2 separate regions of the Homo sapiens genome follow, and region 2 is linked to region 1. The links are chromatin contacts, found by Hi-C or POLR2A ChIA-PET in ENCODE. All regions are on one chromosome and are shown on one strand. The core of a region is the stretch at or near the end of the contact, and the rest is flanking DNA. Distances in the headings are between cores, read along the strand shown. Region 1 holds the start of MMAA (metabolism of cobalamin associated A). Region 2 holds the start of PRMT9 (protein arginine methyltransferase 9).

The links. A loop is a pair of places that touch in the nucleus more often than their neighbours do. ChIA-PET counts read pairs that join two places held with the same protein, here RNA polymerase II (POLR2A). Pooled maps may share reads with other maps.
Region 2: a map of B cell shows a loop between it and region 1 (8-fold over the local background). The contact joins the promoter of PRMT9 here to the promoter of MMAA in region 1. A Hi-C loop is called at or near these places in 2 of 168 maps with a recorded cell type or tissue (B cell and CD4-positive, alpha-beta T cell) and 11 of 50 pooled maps. POLR2A ChIA-PET finds 5 or more read pairs at or near these places in 2 of 52 experiments (HEK293T and OCI-LY7).

Annotation. Positions count from the first base shown.
Region 1 is chr4:145,616,789-145,621,920 of GRCh38, forward strand. It overlaps MMAA (metabolism of cobalamin associated A), which reads left to right and starts at 2,597. Exons shown (of 7, transcript NM_172250.3): 1 at 2,597-2,619. RefSeq lists silencers at 2,426-2,865, 2,896-2,965.
Region 2 is chr4:147,681,620-147,686,751 of GRCh38, forward strand. PRMT9 (protein arginine methyltransferase 9) reads right to left here and starts at 2,544. Exons shown (of 12, transcript NM_138364.4): 1 at 2,180-2,544. The coding sequence starts at 2,368.

The DNA of each region.
Region 1 (5,132 bases), core at 1,347-3,846:
GGTTATTAGCCAATTAATGGTTATGGTGAGTGTTTATGAAGGTAACATGAGCTTGACTGTTATTCCAACAAAAGAGCTTACAAACAGACTTTTGGTTCTGTGTGAGATGAGCAATGAAGAACAGTAAGTACTTTCCCAACTAGTTGATAAATTAACATAAACATCCATAATCTGGCAACAATATTCTTTTGGCTCCTATCCCTAAAAAAAGCCAGTCTGCAACATCCAAAACATTTACCAAGACGAGGAAATTGCAATGATTTTCTTGTACGTTATGGAGTATTAATTTGCTGCCACCTGCTGGGAGGCAGAAATGGGTTTCCAGCATTGCTAGCTACAATTTGTCCTCAACTATTTATTTTGAAAATTTTCAAATCTATAGATGAGTTAAAAGAACATTCATATACTATTCACCTGAAACTACCAACTTTTTTGTTGTTGTTGTTGTTTTGTTTTTTTGAGACTGGAGTCTCTGTCGCCAGGCTGGAGTGCAGTCGCGCAATCTCGGCTCACTGCAACCTCTGCCTCCCGGGTTCAAGCGATTCTCCTGCCTCAGCCTCCGGAGTAGCTAGGACTACAGGCACGTGCCACCACACCCAGCTCATTTTTGTATTTTTAGTAGACATAGGGTTTCACCATGTTGGCCAGGATGGTTTCGATCTCTTGACCTGGTGATCCACCCGCCTCGGCCTCCCAAAGTGCTGGGATTACAGGCGTGAACCACTGCGCCCAGCCCAGGTTCAAATTTTTTAAATCCTTAAGGCTATCTAGTTGACAGCTGTCTTTAATGTAGATCAGTCCTCCTGCCTTTTTTTATTGTCTTCCTTATTAACCTTATTGAAAAGTCCGAACAAATCACATTCAGAATTTATCTCAGTGTTTCCTCACAATCAGATTCAGGTTAAACATTTTTGGCAAGAGCTCTACAAAAGTGTATTTCCCATAGCCTCATAATGACAGGTTCATATTTTCGCCAGTATTGGTGATGCTAGCAATTTTTTTCCCATGAAGAATCTATTAACATTTTGCAAAACACTAATGTTCCATGGAAATGTGTTCCCTAAGCTGTACTGTTTAGAAAACTTCTGAATAAAAAAGTGACATGCATGAAAGTGTTTGAGTTTGTAGAACGAAAAGCAGGTAAGGATAAACTCAATTTTAAAATTAACAAACTTCTTCACTTCTAAGGTAGCACAAACTGAGCTTTCATCAAACGTAACCCTTACCGAAACAATTGTTCAGATGAGCAACGCCAAGTTTAAAGAAAGGAAGTAAACCGTCTCAAGAACTGTCAATCTGTTTGTGTTCGATAGGCTGAGATTTGAAAGGTTTGATTCTGTGTTCTTTCTACTAGATCCTCGGCTTCATTTAGACTTGTGCTTAATTTTCTGTCATTGGCTATTGAGTCTACAATCAATCTTTGGAGTAAAAGTGGTAGTCTTTTGGTCCAAATAGTAATAATGAAAATGGTGAGACCAGTAATTCATTTTTTATTATTCTGTATTCAGTAAGAATCAACCTGTATCAAATAGCTGAAAAGGCCTGAAGCCTCCCAAATGCATATCATTACACAAATTCTGTGTGAGGACTGACATCTTGGTTTCATATACTAATTATACTGCATGGGCCCCATTTATAACCATATCTACTCGTCATTTGATCCTGGCTACTGCCGATGGATGCTATCTTCATCACATTATAGCAAACATTTGGGTGATTAAGTTTTTCTCAAAAATTCTAGATTAGCATACAACGGCTTTACTACTTATATGTCATCTAAGACGTTTTTTAAGAATTAGTTACTACTACGCCCAACGCAGTGAGGTAGCAAATATTATGCCTGTTTATTTTCATCTCCATTTCAGGCTTGCGCGCCTTTCCCCCCTCGGGACTTCCCGAGGACACCCCTGCAGCAGTGAGCCCGAGTCCTGGCTTTGGCTGCATGTTAAGAAATATTAATCAAAATGAATGCGTGCCCTTTAAGAGAAAAAAACTGTGGGTCCTTCAGCCTTTAAAAACCATGCCGTGGTTTAAAAACTTAAAACTATATTTCGGCAGAACGCTGAGCATTTCTTCAAATCACTCTGAGAAGCTTGAGTGTCTTTAATTTCACCGGTCTGTCAAACGTAACGCGTCTCTCCCTCACCCCACATTTTAAGTTTCCAAGGAGCGGAAGAAGGGCCTCCGGGGGTCCCGGCCGCCGCAGGCTGCTGGGGGTGAGGACACGACTCGGCCTCCGTCCGACTCGAGGGTGTCGCGAAGGCCAGGAGGGAACGAAAGTTACCCTCGAACTTCGGAGGCGAAAGATTTCATGTGGATCTTAAAAAGGGCAAAACCTACCCCAAAGGCCGTAAACCGCCCTCCCCTCCCCCGCCAGAGAACTTCCCGGCGCAGAGCTTCCGCAGCCTGCTGCAGGCCGGGAGACCTTCACGCTCACTCGCTCTCCGCCACACGCCGGAACTGCGCGGCCACGTCCACGGGGACCCTGGCCATGCCCCGCACCGCCACCCAGCCCCAGGCGATCCCCGGGCCCCACGCGCCTGCAGTCGGCGCTGCGCCTGCGTGGGAGGATCCGGCGGAAGGGGCGGGGTCAGGTGGCACTTCCGTGGCTTCGGGCGGGTGAGTATGGGGAGTGCGCGCGGCGTCCAGGAGTCGGGACTGGGCTCCCGCCTACGGCCGCCCTCCCGCCGGGGGGCCAGCGCGGTCCTCCGGGGCGCCCCCTGGAGGATTTGGGGTGGGGGAAGGAAAAGGAGAGTATTATCGAATATTCTCCTAATATTGATGTTCGGGGTGCGGATATGTGTGGACAGGCAGGAGTCGGCAAATGGGTTCAAATGGAAGCTTTAACAAAGAAAGGCCCTGTACGTAAACAGTGTTTTAAAATTCTCATCTTGGTTAGGTTTCTCAGGTTATCTCTGAGCCACAGCAAGGCAGCTTTGTTAAGGTGGCTCTTCCCTTGTCGCTGCCAAACCCGGTAAATGGTTAACCTGAGGCCGCGTCAGAGAAAGCCACTATGACTCCTACCAAAGAGTGAAATTGAAACTCTTTTCTGGGAAATCAAATCCAGGATATAAAAGTTGGATTCAAACTAAAAGTTACAAACAGTATCTAGGTTCCGTCACATGGCGTGCCGGGCAGGGTCTAAATCTCTTTCAGCAGAGGGCATGCTGTCTTCATATGTATTTCTCATTAGAAAATGAAAGACGACCTAAACCAAAATAATATAAAAATTTTTTATTATCTGTCTTAAGAGTTGTACCCTAATCCATATGTTTAGAAAACATAAACTAATAAAACTTTTCCAACTTGGTAGAAAGCCAAAAGTTTCCAGAAAAACTGTGTGGATTATTCAGCATTTTGCTGTTGTCTACAATGTTCAGAATATTCTTTTACAATAATTTTGCACTAAATACCGGTTTGTGTTCAGGGTAACAAGAGGTTTTTAAAAAGTCAAAGACAAGGACAGGTTTTTTAAGGGCTGTATTCTATTAGGAGAGACAAAACAAGCATGAAAAGTTACATATCCATAAGAAATGTAAATCACCATTTGAGATATTTGAAGATGTCAAAAGAAAACCTTTATTTAGAATGGAAAGAGCTGGTGAATGCTCGAAACATTTACCATTTAGCTGATTGTTGCCATGTGGGAATGGGGGTCTCTCAAACGCAGATCCGATTTTCTCCAACACAGGCCAAAGATCTGTATTTTTACGTATTTTTTCTTGATTTTTAATGTTACTTGCAACCAATTTAGTTAACACACACCTTCTGTGGGTGGGCCAGGTGCAACTAGTTTGTGACCTCTGCAGATTTTCACCTTAGTACAGTCCTACACTTACACAATGGTTCAGTTAAAGATTTTTTGACTTTACAGTGGGTTTATCCAGACACAGACCCGATTGTAAGATGAAGACTCTTTGTATTCAGAAATAATTGGAATTAGAGGTCAGAAAAAGTCCTAGAGACTGGGATGGTCAGGAAAGATTTTAAGCTGGGTAGTATAGGAGAGATATCATAGAGGGGGAAGGATGTAAAAGATGAGTTAAATCTTGGGGTTGGGAGAGTTGGCAGGTTTGGAAGATAGTAAACTCTCCTTAGAGGAATTTTGGAAAGGCAAGCGCAAGAGGTGCTGCTGGCCTGGGGACTACACTTTGAGAACCACTGTCCTAGGGTACGGTGAACTTTTGGAGGAATTTGAGTAGGAGGCTAAGGAGATCACATTCACCTTTCAGAATGAGTCTTGCTGTGAAGTCTGAAAGGAGGACTGAGGAGGGAGAGAGAAAAGAGGAAAGTTTCTTAGAGGTGATTAGCACCTGCTTGATGCCAGGCCCTGTGCCAGGCTCTCTCATGCATACTCATTTATACTCACCATGATCCTGATACGTAGATCTTAATGTTTTCATTTTGTAAGTGAAGGAACTTTGAGAATATGAGAAATTACCCAGGTTCCATAGTTGGTCTCAGAGCTTCCTAGTTCAAGCCTGGATTTGAAATAGGGTGGTAGCAGTGGGAATCAAAACATTTAATGGTGATGGAATTTAGAAAAATAGAGACTTCTCAAGCACATTTAAGCCTAAAAGTAGGAATTGGGAAATCTGAATCTTACTGGAAAAGTGATAAAAAGTAAAGTGGACAGAGAACTTTAGAGAATCCCTTCATGAATTTGGTATTTGTTCTTTATTACTCTTAACTCATGATGACCTATTTAAAACCTATTTAAAAGTTGCTTATTTAAGAAGTCATCCTGCTCTACAAAAGTTTCCTGAAATTATTTGAAAAAGAGAAAATAAAGCCTTCTGTGGTTGGGGGGGGTGGAATATGGTAAACAGATTAATGGCATTTGACAGCTTATCTTCAAATCAAAAGTGATTAGCATTGAGAAATGGAAACACTTGGTACAACACTGCATTGCCTGTACGAATTGTGCTGTGCTGCAGACACTGATCTACTGTATTGATTTAGGAAATTCTGTATGCTTTTTCTTGCCAGAGTAGTTATTGAAATTGAGAATATTCATTGGATCAATTTCAAGATAAATATCCCAAGTCAGACTGGCTGCTGCTGAGCAAATTTTTAATGAAGGAAAATATCCATATATTGAAATCAGTTTAAAAAGAAAGTCCTTAAAATAT
Region 2 (5,132 bases), core at 1,294-3,793, 2.1 Mb after region 1:
CTACTAAAAATATAAAAATTAGCCAAGCACGGTGGCGAACACCTATAATCCCTGCTACTCAGGAGGCTGAGGCAGGAGAATTGCTTGAACCCAGGAGGTGGAGGTTGCAGTGAACCGAGATCGCACCACTGCATTCCAGCCTGCGTGATACAGTGAGACTCTATAAAAAAAAAAAAAACCCCGCACAGATTATATGAAATGGATCAGAGGGTCTACAGATAAGTGGCTTGGTGTGGCCGGAGTTTGGGTATGGGGAATAGAGTAGCAGGCAATGAGCATTTTACAGGGGGCCCATACAAACAAACACAGACTTTGTTCGGCAGGAAACAGACTAGTTGCTTACCCTACTGAATGTCAGGCATTGCACTACAAATTTTAAATATACTTTTTTATTTTTTCTTTTTGAGATGGAGTCATACACTGTCGCCCAGGCTGGAGTGCAATGGCACAATCTGGACTTACTGCAACCTCCGCCTCCCGAGTTCAAGCAATTCTTCTGCGTCAGCCTCCTGAGTAGCTGGGACTACAGGCACATGCCACCACGCCCAGCTAATTTTTTATTTTTATTTTTTTTTCTGAGACAGAGTTTCGCTCTTGTTGCCCAGGCTGGAGCGCAATGGCGTGATCTCGGCTCACCACAACCTCTGCCTCCCAGGTTCAAGCAATTCTCCTGCCTCAGCCTCTCGAGTAGCTGTGATTACAGGCATGCACCACCACGCCCAGCTAATTTTGTACTTTTAGTAGAGACGGGGTTTCTCCATGTTGAGGCTGGTCTCGAACTACTGACCTCAGGTGATCCACCCGTCTCTGCCTCCCAAAGTGCTGGGATTACAGGCGTGAGCCACCGCGCCCGGCCTAATTTTTTAATTTTTAGTAGAGACAGGTTTTCACCATATTGGCCAGGCTGGTCTCAAACTCCTGACCTTGTGATCCACCCGCCTCCGCCTCCCAAAGTGCTGGGATTACAGGCCTGAGCCAGCACACCCAGTCTAAATATACTTTTAATACCCAGTAAACATTTTTAAGAGAGGCTGCGTCCCTGTTTCACAGAAGAGGAAACTAAGAAACAAGTAACTGAGGAAAGATCACTTGAGTTGATCCATTTTTCTATTGCTGCCTACCAAGAGAAGCAAACTGTATCTCAACATATCATCTCCTCCTCAAGTAGGACAGCTGGTCCTGAAATTTACACTAAGTTTACATGAACTACAAACATCTAGACGCTACTGACATTTAGTGGGTAGAGATCAAGGATGCTGCCAAACATACTGCAATGCACAGGACACCTCCCCTCCCCCATAACAAAGAATTATCCCATTCAAAATGTCAATAGTGCTGAGGTTGACAAACCCTCAGTCTAAATGAAGCAAAGTAATTGCAATTTTAAGTTAAATCATTTTTCGTAATTTAGATTCTAAAAGTACTTCAAAAAAGAACAGCATTTCAACAGAGTAATTGTTGCAAATAATCCAATAATTGAAGTTTAAAGAACGCATCATTAAATGATAATCACTTTAGGCTAATTACACACTTTATTCAACTAGAGGCCCACTATATTCCTACTACACACAATATAACAAATCCAAAAGCCCTCAAGCCAGGGCATGCTTAAATTAGATATAAGGAGAAGAGGATCACGTGAGACCTCATTTCCAATTCGAGGGCCTTTAAAATTTTAAACGAGATGAAAGTTTTGAAACTGAGAAATGACAACATTTGACTTTTGTTGCAAAAAGCTAGCTATGTTGACACAGACTGCAGGAGAGAGCTCAGTTGAGAGCCGACTGCAACAGCCGGCAGATGACTGAAGCTCGAACCAGGGTAGTAAAGGGGAAGATGGTGAGAACTGGTAAGATTCTGGACATATTTCGAAGGTGAAGACGGCAGGATTTTCCTCTGGGCTGGTCGTAGGTGTGAATAAACGAAAGATGTCAAGGTTGAACAGTAAACATTAATAGCAAACACCCAACCAAGCACCCTAGCCCCTCCGCCTTTTTTCTTTTCTTTTTTTTTACGAGGACGTTGGATCGGCCAGCAAGTGAGAAAAAAGGGCCCTAAATATTAACAGCAACCACCCACCCAGGCACCCTAGCCCCTCCGCTTTTTTTTTTTTCTGTTTTTTTTTTTTTTTTTACGAGGACGTTGGATCTGCCAGCAAGTGAGAAAAAAGGACCCTCACCTTCACGTCGTGTTTCAGCTCCGGCGCCAGGCTGAGCACGAGGAGGTAGTGGGCATAGGCAGTGCCGAAGTCCTGGACGCCCAGACAGTGCTCTGCGCTCTGCAAGGACCGCGACACCAGCTCGTCCCGGCCGGCTGCCCCAGCGCCACCCCCGGCGTCTCGGCGGGACCTGGGCCGCGAGTTCGACATGGCAGTCACCACTTGTATGGCCAAAGGGAAGATATTTTGTAAACGTAATTAGAAAACTCTCTCGATGCTACACTTCCAGGGACCAGACAACTGCTCAAAAAACAGCACAGCAAAGTTACCCTCCGCCGCGGGTGAACTCGCCAACCCCAGCCCAGGCGGAAGCTCCGCCCCGTCCTGGCCCCGCGGGCGGCGCAGACCGTGACGCATACCCCACTATTGCGCACCTGGCCAGCGGCGCACGCTACGCGAACGTCAGCGCGCCCGACGTGGGCACGTCACTGCTGCCCATTCCCGCAGGAGCGACCACTGTGCGTGAGCATAGGAGAACGTCTGTGGCAGGACCTGTCCGGTCTTGCGCCCTTTTTTTTTCCCGGCTGAAAGCAGAGCTTTCTCTCCCTCTTGCACTCCGGGAGTGTGTGGCTTTCGACTGCAAGACCCTGTTGTACAGACCCAGGCAGCGCGAAGCGCCACCCGCTCATGAGGGACGGTCAAGCATTTGTGATGATGCTTAAGACATTTTGGATCGTGATGCACAAAATTTCAAGACCTGAAAGAACCTGGAGATAACAAAAGCATCTCAGACGTGGTAGAGGAAATGCTTTCACAGGCATTTCAAATCATTCTCACAAAACCTGGCTAGGTGGACCTTTGGATCACACTCGTCTTAATGATGGCAAACGTGGTATCTTGAGAAGTGACTTGCTGGAGGTCACACAACCAGCTAGTGGCATAGGCATGGTTCAAATCCAAGTTCTCTGACCACCTATCTGTTCAGTTATAAGATGAGCTTAGGGGTTATTTCACTGTTCGTGTCTTATCACTGTATAGTGTTTACATTAATACAAAGTTTTTCCACATTCAAGTGTGGCCTCTAAGATACAGATTCGAAACTCAAAGGGAGGGGAGCATAGTTATTACGGCTGAAAAGTTATTTTTGTCCCCATTTTCAAATTCATTAATGGATAATATCTTAAATCGAGCATTTTGCATATCACACTAATACATTTTGAGGGCTCCTCTAATTCTCAAAAACACGTCATGCATTTTTGCCTTCTCTTCTGATCCAATTATCTGAACTACCCTTTTTTCTGAGCACTCGCCTGTGTAAATCCTAATCCGTTTTTCAGGTTCCAGCTCACTACATTGTGAGCTATTCTTAATCACTTTTGTGACCTTTGCACCTAGCGGATTATGATGCAAAGTAAGGACTTTGATTTTTTCTTCTTTCTTTTCTTTCTTTTCTTTTTTTTCTTTTTTTTTTTTTTTTTTTTTTTTTTTTTTTTGAGACAGAGCCTCACTCTGTCGCCAGGCTGGAGTGCAGTGGTGCGATCTCGGCTCACTGCAACCTCTACCTCCCAAGTTCAAGCGATTCTCCTGCCTCAGCCTTCCGAGTAGCTGGGATTACAGGCATGCACCACCACGCCCGGGTAATTTTGTCTTTTTAGTAGAGACAGGGTTTCTCCATGTTGGTCAGGCTGGTCTCAAGCTCCTGACCTCAGGTGATCCGCCCGCCTCAGCCCCCCAAAGTGCTGGGATTACAGGCATGAGCCACTGCACCAGGCCAATTATTTGCATTTTTTCGTGGTTTATCTATAACTTCAAGATTTTCTGTACATAGAATAGGTCATTTGAAAAAATGGAATGACACAAATAACATGGAACATCTGGTCACCTTAAGAAACTGGAATTGGCAACAGCCTTTCATGCTAAAAACTCTCAATAAATTAGGTATTGATGGGATGTATCTCAAAATAATAAGAGCTATTTATGACAGACCCACAGCCAATATCATACTGAATGGGCAAAAACTGGAAGCATTCCCTTTGAAAACTGGCACAAGACAGGGATGCCCTCTCTCACCACTCCTATTCAACATAGTGTTGGAAGTTCTGGCCAGGGCAAACAGGCAGGAGAAAGAAATAAAGGGTATTCAATTAGGAAAAGAGGAAGTCAAATTGTCCCTGTTTGCAGATGACATGATTGTATATTTAGAAAACCCCATCATCTCAGCCCAAAATCTCCTTAAGCTGATAAGCAACTTCAGCAAAGTGTCAGGATACAAAATCAATGTGCAAAAATCACAGGCATTTCTATACACCAATAACAGACAGAGAGCCAAATCATGAGTGAATTCCCATTCACAATTGCTTCAAAAAGAATAAAATACCTAGGAATCCAACTTACAAGGGACGTGAAGGACCTCTTCAAGGAGAATTACAAACCACTGCTCAATGAAATAAGAGAGGACACAAACAAATGGAAGAACATTCCATGCTCATGGATAGGAAGAATCAATATCGTGAAAATGGCCACACCGCCCAAGGTAATTTACAGATTCAGTGCCATCCCCATCAAGCTAACAATAACTTTCTTCACAGAATTTGAAAAAACTACTTTAAAGTTCATATAGAACCAAAAAAGAGCCCGCATTGTCACGACAATCCTAAGCCAAAAGAACAAAGCTGGAGGCATCATGCTACCTGACTTCAAACTATACTATAAGGCTATAGTAACCAAAACAGCAAGGTACTGGTACCAAAACAGAGATATAGACCAATGGTACAGAACAGAGCCATTAGAAACAATACCACACATCTACAACCATCTGATCTTTCACAAACCTGACAAAAACAAGAAATGGGGAAAGGATTCCCTATTTAATAAATGGTGCTGGGCAAACTGGCTAGCCATATGTAGAAAGCTGAAACTAGATCCCTTCCTTACACCTTATACAAAAATTAATTGAAGATGGATTAAAGACTTA